Linked DNA regions of Homo sapiens: regions 1, 2 and 3 are each linked to region 4. The links are chromatin contacts, found by Hi-C or POLR2A ChIA-PET in ENCODE. All regions are on one chromosome and are shown on one strand. The core of a region is the stretch at or near the end of the contact, and the rest is flanking DNA. Distances in the headings are between cores, read along the strand shown. Region 1 has its middle 45 kb from the start of TSPAN13. Region 2 overlaps LINC02888 (long intergenic non-protein coding RNA 2888). Region 3 overlaps LINC02889 (long intergenic non-protein coding RNA 2889). Region 4 overlaps LOC124901595 (a long non-coding RNA gene).

What was found. A loop is a pair of places that touch in the nucleus more often than their neighbours do. ChIA-PET counts read pairs that join two places held with the same protein, here RNA polymerase II (POLR2A). Pooled maps may share reads with other maps.
Region 1: a map of A673 shows a loop between it and region 4 (31-fold over the local background). The contact joins two enhancer-like sites. A Hi-C loop is called at or near these places in 1 of 168 maps with a recorded cell type or tissue (A673). POLR2A ChIA-PET finds 5 or more read pairs at or near these places in 1 of 52 experiments (A673).
Region 2: a map of endothelial cell of umbilical vein shows a loop between it and region 4 (2.9-fold over the local background). The contact joins two enhancer-like sites. A Hi-C loop is called at or near these places in 1 of 168 maps with a recorded cell type or tissue (endothelial cell of umbilical vein) and 1 of 50 pooled maps. POLR2A ChIA-PET finds 5 or more read pairs at or near these places in 1 of 52 experiments (activated CD4-positive, alpha-beta T cell).
Region 3: a map of endothelial cell of umbilical vein shows a loop between it and region 4 (5-fold over the local background). The contact joins two enhancer-like sites. A Hi-C loop is called at or near these places in 2 of 168 maps with a recorded cell type or tissue (PC-9 and endothelial cell of umbilical vein) and 1 of 50 pooled maps.

The regions. Positions count from the first base shown.
Region 1 is chr7:16,707,747-16,710,633 of GRCh38, forward strand. No RefSeq gene overlaps it. Among named protein-coding and RNA genes, the nearest start is that of TSPAN13, 45 kb to the right of the region's middle. Within about 2 kb of position 1,470, at least 2 of the 41 ENCODE cell types and tissues checked have a DNase peak (open chromatin) inside an H3K27ac peak, as active enhancers do; they include A673, where a contact is called at or near this core.
Region 2 is chr7:17,443,442-17,446,471 of GRCh38, forward strand. All of the region lies in intron 1 of LINC02888 (long intergenic non-protein coding RNA 2888), which reads left to right. All of the region lies in intron 4 of LOC105375172 (a long non-coding RNA gene), which reads right to left. Among named protein-coding and RNA genes, the nearest start is that of LINC02888, 70 kb to the left of the region's middle. Within about 2 kb of position 1,415, at least 2 of the 41 ENCODE cell types and tissues checked have a DNase peak (open chromatin) inside an H3K27ac peak, as active enhancers do; they include endothelial cell of umbilical vein, where a contact is called at or near this core.
Region 3 is chr7:17,520,058-17,523,170 of GRCh38, forward strand. All of the region lies in intron 1 of LINC02889 (long intergenic non-protein coding RNA 2889), which reads right to left. Among named protein-coding and RNA genes, the nearest start is that of LINC02889, 37 kb to the right of the region's middle. Within about 2 kb of position 1,539, at least 3 of the 41 ENCODE cell types and tissues checked have a DNase peak (open chromatin) inside an H3K27ac peak, as active enhancers do; they include endothelial cell of umbilical vein, where a contact is called at or near this core.
Region 4 is chr7:17,040,013-17,043,043 of GRCh38, forward strand. LOC124901595 (a long non-coding RNA gene) reads right to left here. Exons shown (of 4, transcript XR_007060239.1): 1 at 1-3,031. Among named protein-coding and RNA genes, the nearest start is that of AGR3, 160 kb to the left of the region's middle. Within about 2 kb of position 1,464, at least 5 of the 41 ENCODE cell types and tissues checked have a DNase peak (open chromatin) inside an H3K27ac peak, as active enhancers do; they include A673 and endothelial cell of umbilical vein, where a contact is called at or near this core.

The DNA.
Region 1 (2,887 bases), core at 220-2,719, 330 kb before region 4:
TTGTAGTAATGGGGTTTCACCATGTTGCCCAGGCTGGTCTTGAACTCCTGAGCTCAAGCACCCTGCCCACCTCAGCCTCCCAAAGTGCTAGGATTACAGGTGTGAGCCACTGTACTGGACCAGTCTTCCTATCTTTTAAATATTTGATAAATGTCTTTCTTTCTGCCTAGTTAGAGCACTGTCAAGTTCTCTGCCCCAGCGATGGACAGAGTAATATCTGTTTAAATAGATCTTTTTTTGTTGTTTTTTTGAGATGGAGTCTCGCTCTGTTGTCCAGGCTGGAGTGCAGTGGCATGATACTGGCTCACTGCAACCTCCGCCTCCCGGGTTCAAGCGATTCTCCTGCCTCAGCCTCCGGAGTAGCTGGGATACAGGCGTGAACCACTACACCCAGCTAATTTTTGTGTTTTTAGTAGAGACGGAGATTTCACCATGTTGGCCAGGCTGGTCTCGAACTCCTGACCTCAGGTGATCCACCCGCCTCAGCCTCCCAAAGTGCTGAGATTACAGACGCAAGTCACTGCTCCTGCCCCCTTCCATATATCTAAAAATTGTAATTTTGAAGATAAATAATAATTATACCATGAGTGTCTATTAATGTGTTTATTTGAATTGAAAAAATGCAAAATTTTAACTGAAAAATAAACTTGGCCAACTAAGTTGACACATCCTGACTGCCAGTTAGGATACATGGCCAGCATATTCTATAAACTGAATAAGTTAAATATGCATCTCTAATATACTGACAAAATTTAAAGATAAAATATTGAAAACATGCTACAAATGTTATGTCAACTTTTATGTGTTTTTATATGTCAATGTGTAAGAGAGTTATTGCTCCACTTCAGCAGAATATGAGTAAAAAATGTGAGCCAACAACTTTGTTGGCTCCAGCATTTCCAAGGTAACCAAAAAGCACAGTTATCCAAGGGCTTAGAATGGAACCAACATGGAACTAGAAGTCTATGGAATACTACTTAACGTTTTCCAGCGCAGAGTATTTTTCCCAAACAAAACTTGAAGTAGTGATTGTAAGGTCGGCACGCATGGGGAGGGGAGAGGAATGCTCAAACAGCAGGGACTCAGTAATGAATCTTCAAACCAAAAGCCCTGTCTTTCTCTGAAAGACAATTTCCTGTTTTTTGTTTGTTTCTTTGTTTGTTTTTAAATAAAACCAGTTTCTATTTTAAAAGTAGTTAAATTAGTTATCCATTGCCATAGAACAAATTACCCTAACATTTGGCCATTTGGCAGCTTTAAACAATAAACATATGTGATGCCACAGCTTCTGTGGGTCTGGAATCTGGAATCTGGGACTGGCTTGCTGGGTGGCTTCAGCTCAGCCTCATGAGGTTGCCGTCAGGCCATGGGCTGGAGTCGCTGTCTTCCCAGGGCTGTAGAATCTGCTTTCAGGGTGACTCACAAGGTTGTTGGTGGACCTCAGTTCTTGCTGACTTTTAGCCAGAACCTCAACTCAACTGCCTGAGTGACCTCATGACATAATAGCTGGCTTCCTCCAGACTGAGTAATCTGAGAGACAAGGAGCCCAAGAAGGAAGTCACCTTTAATAACCTAATATGGGAAGTGACATAACATCACTTCTACTATATTCTATTGGTCACGTAGACCAGCCCTGTATAATGTATATGAGAACTGAGTGAGAGCATGAATACCAGTACATCAGGATAATTTCAGGCCAACTTGGAGACTGGCTACCACAGTAGTACATACACAAAAATAATATCTGATAAATTAAAAATGTTCACCTTGCCAGGCATGGTGGCTCACACCTGTAATCCCAACACTTTGGGTGGCCCAGGAGGCTGGAGGAGCCCTTGATCCCTTGAGCCCAACACCAGCCTAGGCAACACAATGAGACCCCATATCTACAAAAGTTAAACAAACAAACTGGGCATGGTGGCACCACCTGTGGTTCCAGCTACTCTCGAGCCTGGGGCAGGAGGATTTGCTTGAGACCTGGAGGTTGAGGCTGCAATAAGGTGTGATCATGCTATGCACTCCAGCCTGGGTGACAGAGTGAGACCTTGTCTTAAAAAAATTAAAAATTAAAATTTTCACCTAATGGTAAAACAATGAAAGCCCTAAAAAAACAGAGAAATGTCTTTATAGCCTTCACATAGAGAAAACAAGACACAAAAGCAAAAAAAAAAAAAAAGCTCTGAATATAGAAAGTTTAAAATGTGTCTATACTGAAAGGCATATGAATGAGAAACACCAAATGCATACGGGATCAGTAGAGTTTCAACAGATGGATAAAAATAAAAGTTAATAAAATATAAACAGCTTCTATAAATAAGAAAAAATAAAGAATTTAACTGAAAATATACAGAGTATGATGAGTCAATTCAAATGGATAATTAAAATGAAAAGATGCTCAACCTTACTGTTAATTGGAGATGTACAACTTAAAATAATAAAGTCAGAAAAAATTACTAAAATCAATAACGTTAGTTGTATGAAAAGTGAGTTATTTTCACATATGGCCTTTACAGTTACAATCTGGCAATAAACATCAAGATTTTAAAAATGCATGTCCATTGATCCAGCACTCCATTTCTAGAAATCATTCCACAGTTGTACCCAAAGACCTATGTGCACTGATCACTGTATTAGTGACAGGCTGGTAGATGTAAAATGTGTATAAGAAAAAAGCCACTTGGCCGGGCATGGTGGCTCACACCTGTGATCCCAGCACTTTGGGAGGCCAAGGCAGGTCGATCACCTGAGGTCAGGAGTTTGAGACCAGCCTGGCGAGCCAAGATTGTGCCATTGCACTCCAGCCTGGGCAACAAGAGAGAAACTGCCTCAAGAAAGAACTGAAGGAAAGAAGGAAGGAAGGAAGGAAGGAAGGAAGGAAGGGGAGGGA
Region 2 (3,030 bases), core at 165-2,664, 400 kb after region 4:
AACATGCAGTCTGTTTTCCATGCTATCATCTTAAATACTCTTATTTAGCCCTCTCTCCTGAGGAGTACTGCCTTTAGTTTCCATGTCATTAGAAGCCTTTCTCTACCTCATCAAGCTCATCATACCCCAGAGTAAGATGGAGGTGAAAGAGTGTGGCATAGTAGAAAGAGCATGAACTCTGAGAGAATTATCCTTAGGCTTAAGCCTTGGCTTCTCTATTTCCTACCCATGTGTCCTTGGATGAGTTATTACTCTCTTTCAGCCTCAGTTTTCTCATCTACTATCTATCTGAGGGTAACAATACTTCAGAGCTGCTAGAGGAATTCAATGAAATAACATGTAAATTTCCTTAAAATATGCCCACAGCATGGGAAGCATTTAATGAATAGTAGCAATTCTAATATCTAAGTGATAGCTGCCAATTCATTAGATATGGGCATGTTCAGAATGGTCCATTGACTTATACTTGCCCCATTATGTATATATGAGGACAATAAAAAGTTGCCCAGTTGATTTTTTATTGCCCTCTTATATGTACATGCATTATGTAGACAGCCTGCTCAATGGGTATTTATTATAATAATGAAGTACACAGTCTAATGTTTCTCTTCATTTGTATAAGCTTTAAGAAAGCCCTGTTTTTTCAGCTTTTTTGGTACATAAATTCATGGCAGTTTGGTTATAATCCCCATCGTTTTGTTTGATTTTCCCTGCATTTCTTAAATTAAGAAATATCCATATATTGAGATTAGCTGTAACTAACTCATGGTGTTCCTTCCTTTTGCCATTTCCTCCCTTTCCATCTTCTTGTAATTTAAACTTTCCACATCCTAGAGTGAGAAATATGAGTCCCCAGTTTTTCCACAGCTTCAATAAGCAGGCTGGAAAATGTTTTAATGGACTGCTAGAACCAATGACTATTAGTGGCTTTCCCCCATCTTCCTGAAGGTTTTCCTGTCCAACCCTTCTCTCCCTTTCATGTCCTCCACATCTTATCAGTTGTAATGAATTGAACCCGTAGTAGCAGCGCTAGAAGAGCTGTTTCTTAGTTTAAATGGTAGTCATACTATTTTGCAACTAAAATTAATTTTATACTCTTTTAATGAATTCTTTATTTTCCTGTTCTGTTTATTTTGAAATGAAAACTCCTAAAATATTTTTCTCTGTACACCTAGTTGTACCCAGAGGAGACAAGAGATCTAGAAATATCCTTAATGCGTACCTGAATATTCTTTCTATCCCAATATGTACCCAGTTTTTAAAACATTTTTCCCATATGTAAGTGTTATTCAAAAGTTTTCCTAGAAAAGTCATATTCTGGGCATGCTATGTTTTTGCTGAAGTGTCTAGGCTTTGTTTTTGTCCTGTCGGGGATATGACTTGTGAGTTTTCCTTTATCTGTGAGAGAAAGTTGACCTTTTGTGCTAATTCCATTTCCTGGTGAGTCAGCCTTCTTTCTTTTGGGCTTGCCTATTGCTCAGTGCCAACTCTTACATTCCACTAATTCAGCACCTGTCCCTTCTTAAACAGGTTGTTCAAACCCCCATGCTAGCCCCATCTTTGACCCAGTGACTTCTTTGGGTGGCCAGTTATTTAATTTTTCAAAGCCTCTGTTTTGACATGTGAAAAAAAATAAAAATAACATTATCCTAGCAGGGCATATTAAATAATGCAAATGAGGGTAGCTACCAATGATAAATTTTACTAGGAAGGAGGTAATGCTGAAATAATGAGAATTTATCTTATCATAAAAATTTAACTTGTGGGCAGCTCCAAATAAGTAGCAATTTCCCTTTTCTTACTATTTTCCTCCAGGAATTTGGGCTGAAATTATTCAGGATCCATTTTCCTTCACGTATTTCCATTTCAAAAATGGTAGAATGGAAAGGAATAGAAGTAAATTTGAAGGATTTTCAAAGCTTACTTAGGAGTTTGGCATGGAGAGGGGAAAGCTGTCACAGCTATTGATGAATTTATTCAGTAACTACTGAGTGCCTACTCAGTGCTGCATCACTGTTTCTATATGGAAAGGAACTATCCCTCTGGGACAGTGTTTCCTTAGTGGGGTTAGCAGTCCAAGGAGCAAAGCATATGTGTGTTTCTATAAGCAATGGAAAAAGGATACTCCAAGAATCCTATATATGTAGCTGTTTGCTGATTCCAAGAGGGCAGCTAAGACTTTTTGGAAATAGGAATAGGAATCAACCTAGCACAATGCTTTGCATGTTGTAGGTGTTCAATATGTGGTCATATTGAGGGAAAAAAAGGAGAAAGAAGACAGGCATAGGATGGACAGATGGACAGATGATTAGTTAAGTAGGAAGATTCTCCCTTAAAGATATGTCTCTACTCTGCCAATCTTTGTTAAAAAAAGAAAAAAAGAAAAGAAGATATTTAAAAGTAGAGAGTTTATATGAAGTCTAATTAGAAGGTCTTGTTACACTCTGAAAGAGTGCCAGAATATCAGAATATGAACCACAAGATCATTATTTTCTTTTTCTTAACTTTTTTTTTTTCGTTTTTGTTTTTCTTTTTCTTTTTCTTTTTTTTTTGAGATGGAGTCTTGCATTGTTGCCCAGGCTGGAGTGCAGTGGTGCAATCTTGGCTCACTGCAACCTCCACCTCCCAGGTTCAAGAAATTCTCCTGCCTCAGCCTCCCTAGTAGCTTGGATTACAGGTGCAACCACCATGCCCAGTTAATTTTTGTATTCTTAGTAGAGATAAGGTTTCACCATGGTGGCCAGGCTGGTCTTGAACTCCTGACCTTAGGCGATCTGCCTACCTTGGCCTCCCAGAGTGCTGAGACTGAATTTTATTGAAAGCCGTTTCTGCATTTATTGAGGTAATCATGTGTTTTTCATCTTTAGTTCTGTTTATGTGATGAATTACATTTATTGATTTGCATATGTTAAACCAACTTTGCATCCCAGAGATGAAGCCTACTTGACTGTTGTGGATTAGCTTTTAGGTATGCTGCTGGATTCGGCTTGCACGTATTTTGTTGAGAATGTTTGCATCAATGTTCAGCAA
Region 3 (3,113 bases), core at 289-2,788, 480 kb after region 4:
TGATGAATTCTACATTTAGGATCTGTCTTGTGAAATTCATCTCTATTTTTTCTTGGTATCTTGCTCAAAATTCAATTTTAACATTCTGTTTCAAGAGGTCAGCATAAATAATGTCAAAGAGAAGGAAATCCCATATATATGTATATATATTTTCTGTTTGGGAGGACTACCAAAAATAAGCTCAAATGAGAGAATACATCAATCTTGTATTTTGTGGTTATAGTTGTTATTGTTGGGTTGTTTTTGTTTCTTTTTATGGCAAAGGTAGTCAAGTTCATGGGTTAAAACTCATTTAATTTGGAAAGAAGAAAACTACACTAACTGGACACCACCCTGTGCTAGGCCCTGTGCTAGGCTGGGCAGCACTTCTTATACTTAATGTGCAAAGGAAGCCCCTGGGGGGGTCCATGTTAAAATGCTGATTTTCATTAGGTCTAGGTAGAGCTGATATTTTTATTTCTAACAAGTTCATAGGTAATGCCCATGCTGCTAGTTTGGAACTTCTTTGAATAACAACGGGCTAGAGAATATATATATACACATGCACACACATACATACATATACATATATAAACATATGCACATGTATATTTACACATGAAGATTCAAGAAAAAATTAAAACAATTCCATGAGATAGATGTTTATCATTATCTGTATTTCACCAATACAAAAACTGCAAATGAATGAGGTTGACTTGCCCAACCACATAGATAAATGGCAGAGGGGATTCAAAACCACATTTCTCTTCCCTTTTTTCATTAGTTGACATAGCATCCAGAAGTTGTTACTGTTTTTAAACTATAAACTGTAATCAGGTTAAAAAAATAAGTAACAATGTTGAATTTCTTTTTCTCATAATGTGATTGACCTCCCCATTTTAGTAACTGTTCAGATTCTCCTATTTCATGTCCCTGAGTTTTAATGGATTTAATCAAAACTATTTTCAAATACTAGTTGCTAGTACATATAGTCTACCCACGAAATATCTTCTAGATGCTTGGTCCATGACTAAATGGCACAAGTGCCTGTATTAAGAGAGGTATTTTGTACTCTGCAATGATGTATCTGACCATTCATGTTCTCTCATTATACTAGCTAGTCTTCAGGCTTTTTCATTATGCTATTTAGTGAGGAGATGTTCTAAAACCTTTACTGACTCTCTTCATCTCCTTCACTTATAATGAATTTGTACAGAATGCTACAGCCAAGGAACACAAAAGCTGAGCCCCAAGAAAAAAAAAAGTGATTAATGTGGACTTTCCCTAAACAGATGGTATTAACAACCTCAGCCTGCAAATTTCAATTTTAAAAGATAACAGTCTAAGTCCCTGATAGCTCACAAAGTACCTTGGTTACATATAATTTGTTTGTACAAAATTGAAGATTATTAGTTAAATAATGATTCTTTTAATCTTAGCATTTACACAAGTATTTTTTTCAATTGTTGTCATTGCTACATAGACTCAATCCCTTGGTCTTTTCCTTTAAGCTTTTTAAAAACTAAATGAAGGAAGGAAGACAGAGGACGTGAGTCACATGCTAACAAAAATAACAAAACAGTGTTGGCCACAGATAATTTCCTGAAACCGGTATGAGAAGGAATAAGCTATGTGAAAGAAAAACATTGGCAAGCCATTTTGTGAAACAGTAAAATTTCCAAATATAATTGAAAAGAGAAAAATCTTCCCAAGCAAAATACCCATTTCCAAGCCTAAGGCAACAAATAAACAAATGAAGGGTGGGGAAAGTTCAGCCTTAATATTAAAAAAAAAAAAAATTCAACTTTGTTTTCTAGATATCTGATATGATTGAGGAGCTGTTTTAAGAAAAACAAAGAAACATGTCAGTAAAATTTCCTTTTGTTATATATATATTATGATATCTATATGAGAGATTTAATAAAGTGTTAAGGTATGCTGGGTTCATTGAGTTTTAGCTTTGGAAACATCTCCTTGGATAAATGGAGTTTAATAATCGGAACTCTATGTAATATATCAAGAGACCCAAAACAAACACACAGAACATTTGATTAGCTCAACAGCTGCTAAAAATCATTTTGATAAAAGTCAGCCCCATTTCTGATTTAAAATTTTTGTTAGCATCAGGATGAAAAAGGATGTTATTTATATGCAAAAACATTAATCTACCTAAAACAGCTATTTGCTTGCTTAAGAGAGGAACTGTTAGGCAGCCCATACATTAAAATCTGGAATAGACAAAGGATGCTCATAATCCCAGTATTTTGAATTTTTCTAGGATTTTCAACTATTATCAAAATATAAAGGAAAAAGAATTTTGCTAGTCTACCTAGAAAATTCAAGATAATCAATTGAAAAGTTATTAGACTACATAAGAAATTTCAGTAAATCAGATAGACACCAGATAAAATCAAAAGAGCAATCACTCTTTGGCATGTCAGCAATAGCTGGTTAAAATATAAGATAGAACAAAAATAGTAGACAAGGACGACAAATATATAGAAATAGTCTTTTTAAACAAATGAGCAAGAACCATGAACGTCCTTTCTGAGTTATTCATTTAAACAACATGAACAAATGGTGAAATTTTCCCTGTTCATGGATGAGGAAATCGACTATTATTAAATGTTAGATCTTTTCAAATTTATAATTGTGAAGCAATTACACCAAAATGTCAAGGGGGCTTCTTTTGAAATATTTCTAGATTTAATGTGAAAGAATAAATGATGAAGAGTTAAGAGCATTTTGAAAAGGAAGAGTAATGGGAGAAGAGAGTTTAGCACTACGAAATATTAACATGTTATGAAGCTCTAACGAGGTGAAGAGCACGGTACTGTCAAATACGTAAGAATCAAGAAAGTAATAAATGAGGCCTTCCAAATGAATGAGAAGGAGATTTGTTTGAGAAACAGTTCCGAACAATTCCAAAATAATGATAGTAAAATGTAAAAAAACACCAAATATTATAACATAAAAAATAAAATTAAATAAGCAAATTTGTCACTCACAGAAGAAAAAGAAAAGCATAATAAGCTCAAAAACAAAGGAACAGATTACTAGATTTAAAGATCTAAAATTTTTTATTTCTGCCCATCGTAAAACCTCAGAAACCTAAATAGTAAAAACAAGCTGGA
Region 4 (3,031 bases), core at 214-2,713:
TCCAAGTTAAAATAGATTTTTTAAAAAAATTTTTGGGCACATAGTAGGTATATATATTTATGGGGTACCTGAGATGTTTTGATAACAGGCATGCAATGTGAAATAAAGTAGATTTTAAGAGATTGTGTAAAGAGTTCTTGTCATGTTTTGTCTCTAGTGAGACTAGTATTTTGGGGAGTGTAATGGAATTGGGGAAAATATCTTGGAAAGATGTGGCAGTTATAGGACTTGATGGCTATTGACCAGGAGAATCTAATTTTCAACAACATTCCAAGGTGGGCACACCTATGGCACTTACTGTATGCTGGTGCTGTACTGTGTTCTTGCTGTGTGTATGGTAGTGTGTGAGTGTGTGTGTGTGTGTTTGTCTGTGTGATATGATGATGTGCTATGTTTGGACTATGTTTCTGGTCCAGAAAATTTGAGAAAAGTTTAGCACAATGAAGCCAGGAAAGTTTTATCACGCAGGTGACATCAAAATGTGCCTCTTAATGTTTATATTACACACAGTAAGCATTTAGATCACACTTTAAAGTTCACGTTGAAATTGAGGCCAGAATATTTGAGATTAAAATTCATAAGACCTTCCTCTTCTAAGATGTATATTCTTATGTGTTCATCTTCAAAGGAGACCCTATAATTTTACTTCAAACAAATACAGTGATTTAACTTAAAAAGCTGGGATAACGAGTGGTTAATAGGTTTTAGGAATTGTTTAAATATTTTTTATTGTGAATCCGTGTGCTTTAGAAACGTTTGCTCCAAGAACTCTTTCCTTAAAGAGAAGAGGAAAGCATTTGGAAAGCATTTAGGTGGTCTGAAGGACTTCTGGTAATAGTTACTGATACAGGTTGAAGCCGTATTTCCAAGCAAACTATTATAACGATTTGGCAATTGACCAGAAGATAAGAAACCTCTGGTTCATTCTAATTCTTCTATTTCCTGGAATTTCAAGACTCATTCCTTCTAATTCCACTCCAGGAAGTAGAATGATATTTTTAAAACTATCAATAATCCAAATTACCATGAAGAATCCCATTTTTAAAAGCAATTCCTTTCTCTAAACTAAGGAATCTGTTTCTTCATTTTTTTTTTCACTAAAATAAATTTTGGTCATTCCTTCTGATTTCACTGTTAAAGAACTAGCTATGAAATTTGCACAATTTCATACAAAATAAATTTAACAGCAGTAACATAAAAAAGTTATTTTTCCTACCTACATAAACAATTGTAGTTATATTCTTACATGATGTTGATCATAAGAGATAAGAACTAAAAAAAACCAAAACTAACTGGAACAAAAGATTTGATTAGAAATGACAGTTGTTTGAGGGTTTATTTTTGTAGGACAAAAGCTAGCATTTAATTGTTTATTTTACAGTTAGGGAGTTTACATTATGGAGGTATTCATATCTCCATTTCTTTCGTTGTGCTGTGACACACTTCCTGAATATTTCAAACCACTTTGTTTTGCAAGACTACTTTGCATTCTGAAGAGGTTTCCTGCTTAATTTAGTTCCGTCAACTGATTGCCATGGAAACTCTTGATATCCTTTCCTCTTCCTGGAATGAGACACTGGCTCTGTTTCAAATAGATCTTTTGGCACAGAAATAGAGTATGTTTCATAGAGCAAAATGTGCTGTCAATAAAAGAGGGTCCTTCAGAGGGATCTACTGAATGGACAGGAGCCACAAATACACACATCACTACTGAACAGAAAGGTAGTTGAACAATTAAAACCAGGTAGCAGCATAGTTCAAATCAAAACAAAGTGATGCCTAACCGACTTTTTAATTTTATTCACAAGTAAGTTGAAATCAATGCTTTACTGCATGCCAACTGAGCAAAATCAAAACAGAACAACCAATGATATATTACCCTAAAATTTTATGAGACTGAATCAATCTGAATTTCTCAAGGGCATCTCAAAGCAGATTAAATTGGTGAATGTGAACAGTTGTGCTGGAAAAATAATTTCTATAATTAACTATAACACAAAGATCTACCATTTTTCTTGCCATGGATTTTATTTTAAAAGTACATTTCTCAAGCAATAGTGACTGTAATAAATACATTGGGTCATCCTATTAAGCCCTCCACTTTGAAATGAGGATCATATTCTGGGTTTATTCTACTTATATTTAACAATTTTTAAATATGGAATTTGGAAAGTTAGAGCCAGTTACAATCATGAAAAAGAGAAGAATGATTATGTTTACAGTGTATTTACTACTTTACTTTGTGTATGGATCGCTGAGAAAAAAACTTCAATTGCATGACTATATATGCATGTGTGTTTACAACTGTTGTGGATGACCGTGTGTGTGTTTATGTATTGCATACAGACAGGTAGTTGTCAAAAGTACAGATTAATAGAAAAAGAAGTAGGTGTATATTGGGAGAAAGAGGAAATTCCTTTCTGATGACTCTCTGTAAATTCAAATATATGATAGCATCTTTAAAGTTAGAGTATCATGTGTTAATCTGTTATTTTTCATAATATTCAGGTTTTGCATATCCTTTGGAAAAAATGAGTGGAAGACAGCTATCTCCACCCAAACTTGTAGAGAGCTGTTTTCCTAAGACATTAAAAGTGAGAAGAGGCAAAATTTTGCTTCCTTGTAAACCTTGAATTTAGCAGCAGACACATAATGGTTTCTTTTGATGGCTTGAAGTTTGTCTATATAAAAATCATTGGTTATGATTTTGTTTTTTCTGATTGAGGTGGTAGGCACACATTATTTACTTTTCCCACAGTCAATTTACATCAAGAAAATATGTTGCCCTACAAAGTTTATTTACAATGAAAATTCACGTGCATGGAGAGTACTTCCTAAAAGGAATGCATATTTAGCAAATCTGGAAAAAATAATAAAATAATTGTATAAATTCTAAATATTATAGGTAAGAGATTTTAAAACTCAGTTTATTATTTTTTGGGTCCACTTTGATTATCTAAATTAGAAAAGTATATGGTACCTTCAAATTAGCTACAGCCTTAGCTGATTTGTCAAAATGTATTATAGCAAC